Linked DNA regions of Homo sapiens: region 1 is linked to region 2. A link is an interaction called in ENCODE POLR2A ChIA-PET data of the cell type or tissue named here. Cell type or tissue: PC-9. All regions are shown on one strand. Each heading gives the region's core, and the rest is flanking DNA. Links, peaks and the distances in the headings are about the cores only.

The links. Peaks named below come from ENCODE experiments on the same cell type or tissue, not always from the same donor. Only the 100,000 strongest peaks of a DNase experiment are listed, where the experiment ranks them.
Region 1: POLR2A ChIA-PET joins it to region 2 with 13 read pairs; 13 of 35 experiments call an interaction of 5 or more read pairs at or near these places.

What each region holds. Positions count from the first base shown.
Region 1 is chr9:19,236,584-19,245,316 of GRCh38, forward strand. The region is part of intron 1 of DENND4C (DENN domain containing 4C); the gene reads left to right. Among named protein-coding and RNA genes, the nearest start is that of DENND4C, 10 kb to the left of the region's middle. In PC-9, for the core only: no CTCF peak of the experiment used is centred there; no DNase peak of the experiment used is centred there.
Region 2 is chr9:19,157,252-19,165,984 of GRCh38, forward strand. No RefSeq gene overlaps it. Among named protein-coding and RNA genes, the nearest start is that of PLIN2, 34 kb to the left of the region's middle. In PC-9, for the core only: no CTCF peak of the experiment used is centred there; a DNase peak (open chromatin) is centred at 4,600; H3K27ac peaks cover 1,957 bases.

The sequences.
Region 1 (8,733 bases), core at 3,232-5,731, 79 kb after region 2:
TAAGAGGGAGGGATTGGGAGAGCAGTTTGAGTGAGACCGCAGGTTCATCATCCAGAACATCTTGAAGGCACCTAGGCATGTATTGAGAACAGCATGGTAGGGGTAGAAAATAATGGATAGACTTGAGAACTGTTACATAATACAAACATTTCCTGTGGCCCACAGGCCATGTCGCTTTAGCCTTATCTTCTTGCCCACTGTGTACCTGCCACACCAGTCTACTTTCAAATTTTTTCCCTCAGAGCGTTTGCATATATACTATTCCATTTGCATGCTACTTTTTCTAAAAGATCATTTCTGGTCCCCAGTCACATTGTCTAGTTAGGGAGATGAGTTACTATCTATTCCAGCATCTTGCTGTTTTAATATGTAGAATTTCTTTCTTTTTCTTCCTTTTTCACATTTGTTCCTCTTATTATTTGGGCAATTATAGGCGATTTGACTTTTTTTTTTGGAGACGGAGTTTTGCTCTTGTTGCCCGGGCTGGAGTGCAATGGCACGATCTCGGCTCACTGCAGCCTCCACCTCCTCGGTTCAAGCGATTCTCCTGCCTCAGCTTCCTGAGTAGCTGGGATTACAGGCGCGCACCACCACGCCCGGCTAATTTTTTGTATTTTTAGTAGAGATGGGGTTTCACCATGGCCAGGCTGGTCTTGAACTCCTGACCTCAGGTGATCCGCCCACCTTGGCCTTCCAGAGTGCTGGGATTACAGGCGTGAGCCACCACGCCCGGCCGACAGCTTTTAGATTCAGGATTTTGTTTTTTGTTTGTGTTTTTTTGTTTTTGAGGCAGAGTCTCGCTCTATCACCCAGGCTGGAGTGTAGTGGCGTGATCTCGGCTCACTGCAACCTCCGCATCCCGAGTTCAAGCGATTCTTCTGCCTCAGTCTCCCGAGTAGCTGGGACCACAGGCTTGTGCCACCACGCCTGGCTAATTTTGTGTGTGTGTGTTTTTAGTAGAGACAGGGTTTCAATGTGTTAGCCAGGATGGTTACGATCTCCTCACTTTGTGATCCGCCCGCCTCGACCTCCCAAAGTGCTGGGATTACAGGCGTAGCCATCGCACCCAGCCAGGATTTTCTTTATACACAATCATTTCTGCAGAGAAATCCAGTTGTACTTACTCATTTCCAATCTGTATGCCTTTTTTTCCTGCCTATTGCCGCTGGCTAGATTAATGCTATCCTCTAGAAATATAATATAAACCAAATATGTAATTTAAATTTTATATACCCCCACACTAAAAAAGTAGCGATAAGTGAAATTAAATTTAATGTATTTTTAATTTCACTACATCCAAAATATTATTCAATATGTGTAGTAATTTCCTAGGGCTGCCAGAGTAAATTACTGCAAAGTGGGTGGTTTCTAACAGCTTAAATTTATTTTCTGACAGTTCTGGAAAGTAGAAATATGAGGTCAGGGTGTCAGGAGAGCTGTGCTCCCACTGTAGGCTCTAGGGAAGACCCCTCCTTGACTCTTCCTCTGTTTCTTTCTTTCTTTTTTTTTTTTTTTTGAGATAGAGTTTCACTCGTGTTGCCCAGGCTGGAGTGCAATGGCGTGATCTCAGCTCACCGCAACCTGTGCCTCCTGGATTCAAGCGATTCTCCTGCCTCAGCCTGCCGAGTAGCTGGGATTACAGGCATGCACCACCATGCCCGGCTAATATTGTATTTTTAGTAGAGACAGTGTTTCTCCATGTTGGTCAGGCTGGTCTCGAACTCCTGATCTCAGGTGATCTGCCGGCCTTGGCCTCCCAAAGTGCTGAGATTACAGATGTGAGCCACTGCGCCCAGCCTCTTCCTATTTCTAGTGGTTGCTAGCAGTCCTTAGAGATATAGGAACTAGTTAGGTTTTCTCTTTCCTTCCCCTCCCCTCCCCTCCCTCTCCCCTCCCCTCCCCCTTCTCCTCCCCTCCCCTCCCCTACTCTCCCTTCCCCTGCCCTCCCCTCCCCCCTCTCCTCCCCTCCCCTCCCCTGCCCTCCCCTCCCCCTCTCCTCCCCTCCCCCTCCTCCCCTCCCCTCCCCCTCCTCTCCTCCCCTCCCCCCTCTCCTCCCCTCCCCTCCCTTCCCCTGCCCCTTTTTTTTTGAGACAGAATTTCGCTCTTGTGGCCCAGGCTGGAGTGCAATGATGTGATCTCGGCTCACTGCAACCCCCGTACCCCGGGTTCAAGTGATTCTCCTGCCTCAGCCTCCTAAGTAGTCGGGATTACAGGCATGTGCCACCACGTCCATCTAATTTTATATTTTTAGTGGAGATGGGGTTTCACTATGTTGGTCAGGCTGGTCTCGAACTCTTGACCTCAGGTGATCCACCCACCTCGGCCTCCCAAAGTGCTGGGATTGCAGGCAGGAGCCACCTTGCCTAGCCTATAATATTCCTTTGTTCTTTTTTTAATGTCTAGAGGACCTGTAACGATATGCCTTCTATCATTGCTCATATTGGTAATTCCAGCCTCTTGCTTTTTTCTTAATCTACAGATACTGATATTTATTGTTTCTTGTTTATTTTAAATTTTATTGATTTCTGCATTTTATGTTTTTTCCCTCTACTTCCCCTTGATTTAGTCTGCTTTTTTTCCCCGAGCGTCTTGAGGTGGACATTTATGTCTTTAATTTTAGAACTCTCTTATTTTCTAATACAGGTGCTTAAAGCTATGAATTTCCTTCTAAATACTGTTTTAGCCACATCTCATAAATTGATTTCTTCTTTTCATTCAGTTCAAAATATTGTTTAATTTCTTTTGCAGTTTCTTTTTTGATCAGGGGTTATTTAGGAGACTATTATTTAATTTCTAAATACTGGAGAATTTTATATAGTATCTTTATGTTAATGATCTCAAGTTTAATTCCATTGTAGTCAGAGAACATGCTGCATAATTTATATTCTTTTTTTTTTTTAAGATGGAGTCTCGCTGTGTCACCCAGGCTGGAGTGCAGTGGCACTCCCCATCTCTACTAAAAATACAAAAGTTACTCACTGCAACCTCCACCTCCCAGATTCAAGCAGTTCTCCTGTCTCAGCCTCCCGAGTAGCTGGGATTACAAGCGCACACCACCATGCCCGGCTAATTTTTGTGTTTTTAGTAGAGATGGGGTTTCATCGTGTTGGCCAGGCTAGTCTTGAACTCTTGACCTGAGGTGTACGCCTGCCTTGGCCTCCCAAAGTACTGTGATTACAGGCGTGAGCCACCGTGCCCAGCCAATTTATATTCTTTAAAATATTTCCATGCTTGTTTTACGGTCCAGCATATGGTTTATCTTGGTGAATGTTCTATGTGTGCTTGAAAAGATGGTTTATCTTGCTGTTGTTGGGTGCAGTGTTCTATAAATAACAATTATGTCAAGTTGGTTGATAATGTTCTTCAGATCTTACATATTTTTAATAATTTTCTGTTTACTTGTTCTGTGAATTATTGCATCAGTGAGGAGTGTTGAACTCCCTGTGATTGTGGAGCTGTTTATTTCTCCTTTCAGGTATGTCAGTTTTTGCTGCATGCACTTTGATACTCTCTTGTTAGATGTACACAGTCATAAGTAATTTAACTAGGGGGATACATTCTGAGGAATGCATCATTGGGCAATTTCTTTATTGTGCAAGCATCATATAGTGTACTTACATGATCCTAGATGGTGTAGCATGCTACTCTTGTAGGCTATAGCCTATAGCCTATTGCTTCTAGGCTACAAACCTGTACAGCATATTACTGTACTGATACTCTAGGCAGCTATAGCATAATGGTGAATATTTGTGTATCTAAACATAGAAAAGATACAATAAAAATACGGTATAAAAGGGCCGGGAACCAGGCACAGTGGCTCACACTTGTAATCCCAGCACTCTGGGAGGCTGAAGTGGGTGGATCACGAGGTCAGGAGTTCGAGACCAGCCTGGTCAACATAGTGAAACCCCATCTCTACTAAAAATACAAAAATTAGCCTGGCATAGTGGTGTGTGCCTGTAGTCCCAGCTACTTGCGAGGCTGAGGCAGGAGAATCACTTGAACCTGGGACACGGAGGTTGCAGTGAGCCGAGATCATGCCACTTCACTCCAGCTTGGGCAACAGAGTGAGATTTCATCTCAAAAAACAAAAAAAAAAAAGGCCAGGCATGGTTGCTCACACCTGTAATCCCAGCACTTTGGGAGGCTGAGGCAGGCAGATCACTTGAGGTCAGGAATTTGAGGCCTGCCTGGCCAACATGGTGAAACTGTGTCTCTACTAAAAACTCAAAAATTAGCCTGGTATGGTGGTGGACGCCTGTAATCCAAGCTATTTGGGAGGCTGAAGTAGGAGAATTGAACCCAGGAGGCAGAGGTTGCAGTGAGCCGAGATCACGCCACTGCACTCCAGCCTAGGCGACAGAGTGACAGAACACAACAGAACACAGAACAGAATGGAACGCAGAACAGAACGGAACACAGAACAGGACAGATATGAAAGATAAACGTGGTACACCTATAATAGGGCACTTACCACGAGAGGACCTTGCAGGAGTGGAAGTTGCTCTGGGCGAGTCACTGAATGAGGGGTGGTGAATGAATGTGAAGGCCTAGGATATTACTGTGCCCTACTGTACACTTTATGAACAATGTACAGTTAGGCTACACTAAATTCATCAAATTTTTTTCTTTGATCAATAGTAAATTAGCTTATTGTAACCTTTTGACTTTAGAAGCTTTAAAATGTTTGTTGTTTTTTGACTCTCGTAACAACACTTAAATACAAACGCATTTTACAGGTGTACAGAAATATTATTCTTTAAATCCTTATTCTGTAAGCTTTTTTCTATTTAAAAAATGAATTTTTTTTTTAGAGATAGAGTCTCGCTATGTTGCTTAGGCTGGCCTCCAACTCCTGGGCTCAAGTGATTCTCTGGCCTCAGCCTCCTGAGTTGCGTGCCACTGCATCTGGCCTTTTTTTTTCGTTTTTCTTTTTTTTTTTACTTTTTAAACTTTTTTGTCGGAAATGAAAACATAAGCGCACACATTAGTCTAGGGCCCACACAAGGTCAGGATTATCAATATCAGTGTCTTCTACCTTCACGTCTTGTCCTACTGGAAGGTCTTCAGGGGCAATACTCACGTGGATCTGTCTGGACTACCTCCTGAAGGAAACTGCCTGAGGCTGTTTTTAGGTAGCTTTTAAAAAACATAAGTAGAACGGTGACTCTCGCCTGTAATCTAAGCACATTGGGAGGCTGAGGTGGGACGATCGCTTGAGCTCAGGAGATTGGGACCAGCCTGGGCAACACAGTAAGACCTCATCTTAAAAAAAAAAAGTAAGTAGAAGGAGTGCACTCAAATGATGTTTAAAAGTATGACATAGGTTGGGTGTGGTGGCTCATGCTTGTAATCCCACTGCTTTGGGAATCTGAGATGGGCGGATTGCTTGAGCCCAGGAGTTTGAGACCAGCCTGGGCAACATGTATCCACCGTTAAATTATTGTGAGAAATAGTTTCACCTCCATGAGATTATTCTATTTCAGCTCTTAAGCCCTTTCTGCCTTTCCCCAAGCCCTTGGCAACTACTGTTTTGTACTATTTCTATAGTTTTGCCTTTTCTGGGATGTCTTATAATTGAAATCATATAGTATGTAGCCTTTCTGGACTAGCTTCTTTCACTTAGCAATATACATTTAAGGGTCCTTTACATCATTTTGTGGTTTGCTAGCTCATTTATTTTTATTGCTAAATAATCCATTGTATGGATATATTCCAGTTTGTTTATCCATTCACCTGTCAAAGGACATCCTTGGTTCCAGGTTTTGGTGATTACGAATAAAGCTGCTTATAATCATTGTGTGCAGGTTTTGTGTAACTATAAGTTTTTAAATCAATTTGGATAATCAAATACCTCAGCAATGTGATTGCTGGATCATATGGTAGGCCTGTATTTAGCTTTGTAAGAAACTGCCAAACTGCCTTCCAAAAGGGCTGTTTTATTTTGTATTTCCATCAGCAGTGAATGTTAGAGTTCCTGTTCGCATTTTCATTCGTATTTGGTATTGTCAGTTTTTTTGATTGTAGCTATTCTAATAGGTGTGGATTGGTATCTCATTGCTATTTCTTTCTTTTTTTTTTTTTGTTTTTGAGACGGAGTCTCCATTTGTTAACCAGGCTGGAGTGCAATGGCGAGATCTCGGCTCACTGCAACCTCTGCCTCCTGGGTTGAAGTGATTGTCCTGCCTCAGCCTTCTGAGTAGCTGGGACTATAGGCGCATGCCACCATGCCCGGCCATTTTTTGTATTTTTAGTAGAGATGGGGTTTCACCATGTTGGCTAGGCTAGTCTCGATCTCCTGACCTCATGATCCACCTGCCTCAGCTTCCCAAAGTGCTGGGATTACAGGTGTAAGCCACCATGCCTGGCCTAAGTTTTTCCTTTTTAAAGTTAGCTTTATTGAGATATAATTTACACACCATAAAATTCACCAATTTAAAGGGGGGTATCTTGATGTTTTCCAGTAGATTTACAGTTTTGCAATCATTAGCATAATCTAATTTTAAAGGATTTTAATCACCCCAGAAAGAACCATTGTATACATTAGCAGTCACTCTCCAATCCCTCTCTCCTGGACCCCTAGCCCTAGATAACCACTAATTTATTTTCTGACTTTATAGATTTACCTATTTTGGACATTTCATAGAAATGAAGTCATACAATATGTGATCTTTTGTAACTGGCTTCTTTCATTTAGGATAGTGTTTTTCAGGTTCACCTATGTTGTAGTATGTATCACTCCTTCATTCCTTTTTTAAAAAATTCTGACAAAATTAACATAACATGAAATTTGCCATTTTAACCACTTAAAATATGTAATTCAGTGGTGTTCGGCACATTCACAATGTCATGCAAGTATTACCACAAACTAAATGTTCCCAAACGTTTTCATCATCCTAAAAGGAAACGCTGTACCCGTTAAGCAGTCTCTCCCCATTCCCAGTCTCCTAGTCCCTGCTGCCCAGTAATCTGTTTTCTCTCTCTGTGGATTTGCCTATTGTGGATATTCCTACAAGTGGACTTAGGCAATGTGTGACCTTTTGTGTCCAGCTTCTTCGACTTAGCATAATGCTTTCTAGGTCCAGTAGTACTTCATTCCTTTTTATGGCTGAATAATACTACGTTCTATAGAAACACCACATTTTGTTTATCATGACTTGATAGGCATTTACATTGCTTCTACCTTTTGGCTATTCTGAGTAGTGCTGCTATGAATATTTACATACAGATTTTTTTGTTTGTTTTTGAGACGAAGTCTAGCTCTGTCACCCAGACTGGAGTACAGTGGCACAGTCGTCGCTCACTGCAGCCTCGACCTTCCAGGCTCAATTATCTTCCTGCCTTAGCCTCCTGAGTAGCTGGGACTGTGGGTTTGCACCACCACATCTGGGTAATTTTTAAAAATTTTTTTGTATAGTCAGGGTCTTACTGTGTTGTCCAGGCTGGTCTTTTTTCTTCTTTTTTTGAGATGGAGTCTTACTCTGCCGCCCAGGCTGAAGTGCAGTGGCGCAATCTCGGCTCACTGCCGCCTCCGCCTCCCGGGTTTAAGCGATTCTCCTGCCTCAGCCTCCTGAGTAGCTGGGATTACAGGTGCACACCATCACACCTGGCTAAATTTTGTATTTTGAGTAGAGATGGGATTTTGCCATGTTAGCCAGGCTGGTCTTGAACTACTGACCTCAGGTCATCCACCCACCTTGGCCTCCCAAAGTGCTGGGATTACAGGCGTGAGCCTTCTCGCCTGGCCTGCTTGTTTTTAATTTGTCCTATCTCTTGTTTGTTCCTTTTTGGATTACTTGAGTATATTTTAGTATTCCATTTATCTTCACATTGGCTGATTAGCTATATGTCTTGATTTTTAAAAGTAGTTGCCTTGGCCGGGCGTGGTGGCTCACACCTGTAATCCCAGCACTTTGGGAGGCTGAGGCGGGAGGAGCATGAGGTCAAGAGATCGAGACCATCCTGGCTAACACAGTGAAACCCCATCTGTCCTAAAAATACAAAAAATTAGCCGGGCGTGGTTGCACGTGACTGTAGTCTCAGCTACTTGGGAGGCTGAGGCAGGAGAATCGCTTGAACCCGGGAGGTGGAGGTTGCAGTGAGCGGAGATCGTGCCACTGCACTCCAGCCTGGGTGACAGAGCGAGACCCCACCTCAAAAAAAAAAAAAAAAGTAGTTGCCTTAGGGTTTATAATATACACCTTTAACTTTATGTATAACCTGGGACTCTTAATTCAGTACAGTTTCGTTCTCCCCATCTGTGTCTAATTTTCCTCACAAAGGGATAATGCTAGACCTCCCTTACTGGGTTGTTATGAATATGAAATGAATTACTAGATGTGAAATACTTTGAGCACAGCTCATGTTTTTATTCATATCAAGAATAATAGAAAAAAACTTTATTAGAAGTTCTTCAGTTTGCAGATCGCAGGTTTCTTTTCTAACCTACCTTAGCTGTCTGCATGCATAATCACACCCTAGACTAGTAGTTCTCAATTCTGGCTGTATATTCTAAATGGGCAGCTTAAAAAATATTGATAGTAGTGGGCCACCTTCAGAAATTCATATTTTATTGGTCTGATTTTTTTAAAAAAGTGTTCCAGGGCCAGGTGCGGTGGCTCACGCCTGTAATCCCAGCACTTTGGGAGGCCGAGGCGGGCAGATCACGAGGTCAGGAGATCGAGACCATCCTGGCTAACAAGGTGAAACCCCGCCTCTACTAAAAACACAAAA
Region 2 (8,733 bases), core at 3,599-6,098:
AAAAAAAAGAAAAGAAAATTATGACACATTGAAAGCCTTTTCTTTCTCCTTCTCCTTCCTCTTCCTCTTCTTCTTCTCTCTTCCTCCTCTTCTTTTTTGAGCAGGATCTCTCTCTGTTGTCCAGGCCAAAGTGCAATGGCACGATCGCGGCTCATTGCAGACTTGACTTCCTGGGTTCATCCTCCCACCTCAGCCTCTCAAGTAGCTGGGACCACAGGCGCACACCACCACACTTGACTAATTTGTTTGTTTTTTTGAGATGGAGTTTTGCTCTCTTGTTGCCCAGGCTGGAATGCAATGGTGTGATCTCAGCTCTCTGCAACCTCAGCGCCCTGTGTTCAAGCGATTCTCCTGCCTCAGCCTCCCGAGTAGCTGGGATTACAGGCATGCGCCACCACGCCCAGCTAATTTTGTGTATTTAGTAGAGAGGGGGGTTTTCCATGTTGGTCAGGCTGCTCTTGAACTCCCAACCTCAGGTGATCCACCTGCCTTGGCCTCCAAAAGTGCTGGGACTTTTTTTTTGAGATGGAGTCTGGCTTTGTTGCCCAGTGTGGAGTGCAGTGGTGTGATCTTGGCTCACTGCAACCTCCGCCTCCTGGGTTCAAGCGATTCTCCTGCCTCAGCCTCCTGAGTATTACAGGCAAGTGCCACCGTGCCCGGCTAGCTCTTGTATTTTTAGTAGAGATGGGGTTTTGCCATGTTGGTCAGGCTGGTTTTGAATTCCTGACCTCAGGTGATCCACTCTTGTTGGCATCCCAAAATGCTGGGATTACAGGCGTGAGCCACTGTAGCCAGTCATCTTACTTTTTTTTTTAGTTGACATAAATGTCAGGCAAGTTACTACACAAACTTGAAAAATGAATGAACATCCTTTTATAATCCCAACCTTTATGTGCCCGATTTTTACTCTGTGTATCTTGCAAAAGGCCTACAGAAATATGCTTTCACAATTGTTAATTATTACTTAAGATACAACATTGTGATTACTGAGGTTTGCCTCAAAGCAATTTTCCTTTTTTCTTTTTTTCTTTCTTTGAGATGGAGTCTCGTTCTTGTCACCCAGGCTAGAGTGCAGTGTTGCGATCTCAGCTCACTGCAACCTCTGCCTCCGGGGTTCAAGTGATTCTCCTGCCTCAGCCTCCTGAGTAGCTGGGATTACAGGCACCCACCACCATACCTGGCTAATTTTTGTATTTTTAGTAGAGACGGGGTTTCAACATGTTGGCCAGGCTGGTCTCAAACTCCTGACCTCAAGTGATCTTCCCACCTTGGCCTCCCAAAGTGCTGGGATTACAGGCGTGAGACACTGCACCCAGGTGCAGTTTTCTAACATGGTTGTTTTACTGATGGCTTCTTTTTTTCTTTTTCTTCTTTCTCTACTGTAAGCCTAAGTCATTTACCAAGTGTGGAATATTCTAAAGGTAAATCATTAACAGTTATTCTCCAAGACGATGTTATGATCAATGTTACCCTCAAGTGCTCCCAAGAACAGTTTTTTTCTTTTTTTTTTTTTTTGAGATGGAGTCTCGCTCTGTCGCCCAGGCTGGAGTGCAGTGGCGCAATCTCGGCTCACTGCAAGCTTCACCTCCCGGGTTCACGCCATTCTCCTGCCTCAGCCTCCCGAGTAGCTGGGACTACAGGCTCCCACCACCGCGCCCGGCTAATTGTTTTTTGTATTTTTAGTAGAGACGGGGTTTCACCGTGGTCTCGATCTCCTGACCTCGTGATCCGCCCGCCTCGGCCTCCCAAAGTGCTGGGATTACAGTGTGAGCCACCTCGCCTGGCTTTTTTCTTTTATTTATTTGAAAGACAGTCTAACCTTGTCATCCAGGCTGAAGTGCAGTGGTGCCACCATGGCTCACTGGAGCCTTGACCTACTGGGCTCAAGTGATTCTCCTGCCTCAGCCGCCTGAGCATCTGGGACTACAGAGGCAAGCCACCACGCCTGGCCAATTTTTCATTTTTTGTAGAGATGGAGTCTCACTATGTAGCTTAGGCTGGTCTTGAACTCCTGCCCTCAAGGGATCCTTTTGCCTAGGCCTCCCAAAGTGCTGGGATTACAGGCATAAGCCACTGCCCCCACCCTCCCAGAACAGTTTCTTAATGGTATACAAACTGTAACTCCAGGCTGGGTGTGGTGGCTCACGCCTGTAATCCCAGCACTTTCAGAGGCCGAGGCGGGTGGATCACGAGGTCAGGAGATCGAGACCATCCTGGCTAACACAGCGAAACCCTGTCTCTACTAAAAATACAAAAAATTAGCTGGGTGTGGTGGCACGCGCTTGTAGTCCCAGCTGCTTGGGAGGCTGAGGCAGGAGAATCACTTGAACCTGGGAGGTGGAGATTGCAATGAGCTGAGATCGCACTCCAGCCTGGGCGACATGGCAAGACTCCATCTCAGAAAGAAAAAACAAAACAAAACAAAAAACCAAACAAACTGTAACTCCAGTGATCTGTACCAATGATCTTTCCAGATTAGTACTGTCTGGTTGAACTTTCTACAGTGATGGAAATGCCCTGTGTCTGTGTTGCTCATACACTAGCTGCCAGCCAGGTATGGCAATTGAGCACTTGAAATGTGAATAATGTGGCCGGGCATGGTGGCTTATGCCTGTAAACCCAGCATTTTGGGAGGCCAAGGTGAGTGGATCACCTGAGGTCGGGAGTTTGGAACCAGCCATAGCCAACATGGCGAAACCCCGTCTCTACTAAAAATACAAAAATTAGCCAGGTGTGCCGGCACGCGCCTGTAATCCCAGCTACTCAGAGGCTGAGGCAGGAGAATTGTGTGAACCCAGGAGGTGGAGGTTGCAGAAACCTAAGTAGAACTTGCAAAGGGATATAGAAATGAAATAGTGTCAGTTCTCAATCTCAAGGAGCCTATGTTCTACAACAGATTATAAACAGCAAAATGTACTACATGGGGGATGGAATGTGATCTACAGAGAGAATCAGATATACCATGCCTTGAGGACACAGCTGAAGAAGCAGCTTATTTAGAGTCAGAGTGGGAGGAGGACTGAGGTCAGTGTTGCAAGGACGCTCTCACAAAGCGGGTGGATTTGGAGCAAGGTCTTTAACCTCTGCTTCTTGGGAGGCTATAGCATGTAGATCGCTTGAGCCCAGGAGATCAAGTCCAGCCTGGGCAACATAGCAATACTCTGTCTCTTAAAAAAAAAAAAAAAAAAGCAGGGTGTGGTGGCTCACTCCTGTAAGCCCAGAACTTTGGGAGGCCAAGGTGGGTGGATCACCTGACGTCAGAAGGTCAAGACCAGCCTGGCCAACATGGTGAAACCCCGTCTCTACTAAAAATACAAAAAATTAGCCGGGCATGGTGGTGGGCGCCTGTAATCCCAGCTACCTGGGAGACTGAGGCAGGAGAATCGTTTGAACTCGGTAGGTGGAGGTTGCAGTGAGCTGAGATCGTGCCACTGCACTCCAGCCTGGGCGATACAGTGAGATGCTGTCTCCAAAAAAATTATTTATTATTTTTTAATTTAATTTAATTTTTTCGAGATGATGTCTTGTTCTGTCGCCCAGGCTGAAGTGCAGTGGCACGATCTCAGGTCACTGCAACCTCTGCCTCCTGGGCTCAAGGGATTCTTTTGCCTCAGCCTCCTGAGGCAACAGCTGGGATTATAGGCATGCACCACCATACCTGGCTAATTTTTTTATTTTTAGTAAAGATGGGGTTTTGTCATGTTGGCCAAGCTGGTCTCAAACTCCGGACCTCAAGTGATCCACCCACCTCTGCCTCCCAAAGTACTGGGGTTACAGGCATGAGCCATCATGCCCAGACAAAAAAAAAAAAAAAATCTAATAAAAAAATAAAATGGGGATAATAACAATAGAGCCCACCTCATGAGAGTATTACCTAAAGGGCTTAGAACAATACGTAGTGTGTGGTAAGGACTCTATCAATATTAATTATTAGTATTTCCACAAGATGAAAATTATAGACCAGTGCTGTTTTTTATGGGTGAGATAGAGGAGTTTTGGCCAGTCCCAGTCGCTCATGCCTGGAATCCCAAAGCAGTGGAAGACTGACCCAGGTGCATCATTCGAGGTCAGGAGTTTGAGACCAGCCTGGCCAACATGGCTGAAACCTCATCTCTGTTAAAAAATACAAAAAATTAGCTGAGCATGGTGGCACGAGCTTGTAATTCCAGCTGCTTGGGAGCCTGAGGCATGAGATTCGCTTGAACCCGGGAGGCAGAGGTTGCAGTGAGCGGAGACTGATCCACTGCACTCCAGCCTGGGTGACAAAACAAGACTCTGTCTCACAAAAAAAAAAAAAGAAAGAAAGAAAGAAAGGAGTTTTAACTTTACACGTATTTGCTAATATTTATGAAGTGTTTAGATATCTCAAAATCAATAAAGAGGATTATTAGGCCCACCTGCAGTACTCTTAATAATTTCAGGGAATCAGCTATCTAGGTGAAAGTTCACAGGGAAGTACATGTCATTGTAACACAAATTAGACCAAAGTTCAGGAAGAGACAGTTACTGAGTCATTTATCTGTCTTATCATAAGACCAGTAAGCCTCTTAGCACCACAAAGTAGATGTAACATTTTAACAGGAAATGACTCCAATCTAGAGCAAAGTTAGTCCCATGCACAAAGTGAAAGGTTGCACAACACAAAAAAGATCTGTGCTACGTGTCACACATGATCAGGTGGCGTATTGCTCAAGATGCTGGTATGCAATCAGTCTTTGCAAGAGTCAGATCATTGTCTCACCTTAGGAAAGGCTTTCCATGTGCCCTAGAGAGACACTTTCCCTTTCTGGGTTACTTCCTAAAGTACATTCACCTTAACTTATAAGAAAAGGAAATCTTTCTCAAGTGCTCTGAGTTTATTATTTCCCTTTTCTAGACTCTCATCAGGGTCATCTGCATGTGGATGAGGTTCCCAGAGAGGACTGCTGGAGGACATTGCATGTTTATGAATTTCACAGGTATTCAAGGGTGGCTGCACCTGGAGCTGGGAGCTGAGCATCAGGAAGATTAAAACATAAAGTATGCTCATCAAATTGAGAGGAGTGGGCCAGGCACGATGGCTCACACCTGTAATCACAGCACTTTGGGAGGCCAAGGCAGGCGGATCACCTGAGGTTGGGAGTTCGAGACCAGCCTGACCAACATGGAGAAACCCCATCTCTACTAAAAATACAAAATTAGTGTGGCATGGTGGTGCATGCCTGTAATCCCAGCTACTCGGGAGGCTGAGGCAGGAGAATCGCTTGAACCCAGGAGGCGGAGCTCGAGGTGAGCTGAGATGTCGCCACTGCACTCCAGCCTGGGCAACAAGAGCGAAATTCTGTCTCAGAAAAAAAAAAAAAAAATAGGAGTCAGGAAGAATCATCTTCTCAAGTCAATTAACAACATTGGGAGGCAGTGTGGTGCCACAGCTTAGTGGCTTTACACTCAGATTTGGTTTATAATACTAGCTTCACCTTTGCAAAATTCCATATGTACCAGGTAATTCACAGCAGCATTGTTTACAATAAAAAATGACTGGAAAGATACTAAATGTCCATCGATACGGAACTAATTAAATAAATTATGGGTATGACAATGTGGAAAGTTATCCAAATGGAAAAGCAAGATACAGAGCAGGGTATAAATTGTTACCCTTTGTAAAAAAAAATAAAACGGGGGAATTTTTTTTTTTTTTTTGAGACAGGGTCTTACTCAGTTGCCCAGGGTGGAATGCAGTGGCATGGTCACAGCTCACTGCAATCTCTGCCTCCTGGGCTCAAGCAATCCTCCCCCCTCTGCCTCCCAAGTAGTTGAGACTACCGGCACGTACCATCACGCCCGGCCAATTTCTTTTATTTTTAGTAGAGATATGATCTCATTATGTTGCTCAAGCTGGTCTCAAACTCCTGAGCTCAAGTGATGTTCCCGCTTTGACTTCCCAAAGTGTAGAAATACTTACTTAATAGCTGCTTGTTCAGTAAGTATCTCTGGAAGGGTATTGAAGAAGTTAGCAATGCTGATCGCAGTGGCTCACGCCCATAATCCCAACTCTTTGGGAGGCTGAGGCGGGCGGATCACTTGAGGCCAGGAGTTCAAGACCAGCTTGGCCAAAAAGGTGAAACCGGTCTCTAATAAAAATACAAAAAAGTGGCCGGGCGCAGTGGCTCACTCCTGTAATCCCAGCACTTTGGGAGGCCAAGGGGGGGCGGATCACAAGGTCAGGAGTTCGAGACCAGCCTGACCAAAATGGTGAAACCCTGTCTTTACTAAAAATACAAAAATTAGTCAGGCGTGGTAGTGCACACCTGTAATCCCAGCTACTCAGGAAGCTGAGGCAGGAGAATCGCTTGAACTCGGGAGGTGGAGTTTACAGTGAGCTGAGATGGTGCCATTGCACTCCAGCCCGAGTGACAGAGCAAGAATCCGTCTCAAAAAAAAAAAAAAAAAGAAAAAAGAAAAATTAGCCAGGTGTGGTGGCACATGCCTGTAATCCCACCTACTTGGGAGGCTGAGGCAGGAGAATCTCTTGAATATGGGAAGCGGAGGTTGCAGTGTGAGCCGAGATCCGGCCACTGCACTCTGGCCTGTGTGACAGAGTGAGACTCTGTCTCAATAAACAAAAAAAGATTAAAAGGGAAGTTTCGTGTATTTTTCAATTTTGAACTATGACTGTCATCTGGTCAAAAATTAAAACAACCATTTTTAAAGAAAAAGTAAAGGAGCATCTGGTAACAACTTACAAAATGAAAAAAAAAAATCCCAGCTTTCTGGCTGGGCACAGTGGCTGATGCCTATAATCCCAGCACTTTGGGAGGCTGAGGCGGGCTGATTACTTGAGGTCAGGAGTTTGAGACCATCCTGGCCAACATGGTGAAACCCTGTCTCTACTAAAAATACAAAAACTAGCCTGGCGTGGTGGCATGTGCCTGTAGTCCCAGCTACTCTGGGGGCTGAGGTGGGAGGACTGTTTGAACCCAGGAGGTCAAGGCTGCAGTGAGCTATGAATGTGCCACTGTACTCCAGCCTGGGCGACAGAATGAGATGCTGTCTCAAAAACAAACAAAAAAAGAATCTCAGCCTTCCTTTTTACTAGCTATGCATCCATGGACAAGTTATTTAATGTCCACAGGGCTCAGTGTCCCTTTGTATTAAAGGGACCTATCACCTAGGTTTGAACGAGGATTAACTATTAATGTGCAATAAAACATTTAGTATTATAGGGCCAGGCGTGGTGGCTCATGCCTGTAATCCCAGCACTTCGGGAGGCTGAGGCGGGTGGATCACCTGAGATCAGGAGTTCAAGACCAGCCTGGCCAACATGGTGAAACCCTGTCTCTACTAAAAATACAAAAATTAGCTGGGCGTGGTGGCGCGACCTGTAGTCCCAGCTACTCAGGAGTCTGAGGCAGAAGAATTGCTTGAACCTGGGAGGCCAAGGTTGCAGTGAGCCGAGATTATGCTATTGCACTCCAGCCTGGGTGACAGAGTGAGACTCCGTCTCAAAAACAAACAAACAAAAAATTTAGTATTATATTTACATTAGTGATATCATGCCTCACACATAAATAATAAACATATATTAGCTACAAACAATATATTTTTAAGATTCTGGGACTGGGCATAGAGGCTCATAACTATAATTATGTTGGTAGCCGTAAGTGGTTTGGTAGGCCAAACTTTGGTAGGCCGAGGTGGGCGGATCAGCTGAGGTGAGGAGTTTGAGACCAGCCTGACCAACATGGTGAAACCCCAACTCTGCTAAAAATACAAAATTAGCCGGGCTTGGTGGCGCATGCCTGTAATCCTGGCTACTCAGGAGGCTGAGGCAGTAGAATCGCTTGAACCCAGGAGGCAGAGTTTGCAGTGAGCCGAGGTCATCCCATTGCACTCCAGCCTGGGCAACAAGAACAAAATTCCGCCTCAAAAAAAAAAAGATTCTGGTCATGAAGGCACTACTGAGGTGACAAAGATATATGCATATATGGAAGATACATACATAACATAAATCCCCACCATAGTTATCAGTAACTCCACTCCTGTTTCTCTTTTTTTTTTTTTTTTTTTTTTTTTTTTTGAGATGGGGTCTTACTCCGTCACCCAGGCTGGAGTGCAGTGGTACAGTGATGCAATCTTGGCTCATTGTACCCTCTGCCTCTTGGGCTCAAGCGATCCTCCCACCTCAGCCTCCCAAGTACCTGGGACTATAGGCACATTACACCACGCTCAGCTAATTTTTGTATTTTTTGTAGAGACAGAGTTTTGCCATGTTGCCCAGGCTGGTCTCAAACTTCTGGCTACAGGTGTTTCTCCCACCTTGGTCTCCCAAAGTGCTGAGATTACCAGGTGTGGGCACCGTGCCCAGCCACTAACTCCACCCTTCCAATAGTTCAAGCCAAAAATCTTGGCATCATCCTTGAATCCTCTCTTTCTCTCATACCCCACATTGAAGTATCAACAATATCTGTTGATATTATTTTAAAAATATTTCTAGAATCTAAACCCTTCTCACCACTTCTTGTATACCACGCTGGTCCAAAGCATCATTTTTTTTTTTTTTTTTTGAGACAGAGTCTTGCTCTGTCACCCAGGGTGGAGCGCAGAGGTATGATCTTGGCTCACTGCAACCTCCGCTTCCCAAGTTCAAGCGATTCTCCTGCCTCAGCCTCTAGAGGGATTACAGGCATGGGCCACCATGCCTGGCTAATTTTTGTATGTTTAGTAGAGACAGGGTTTCACCATGTTGGTCAGGCT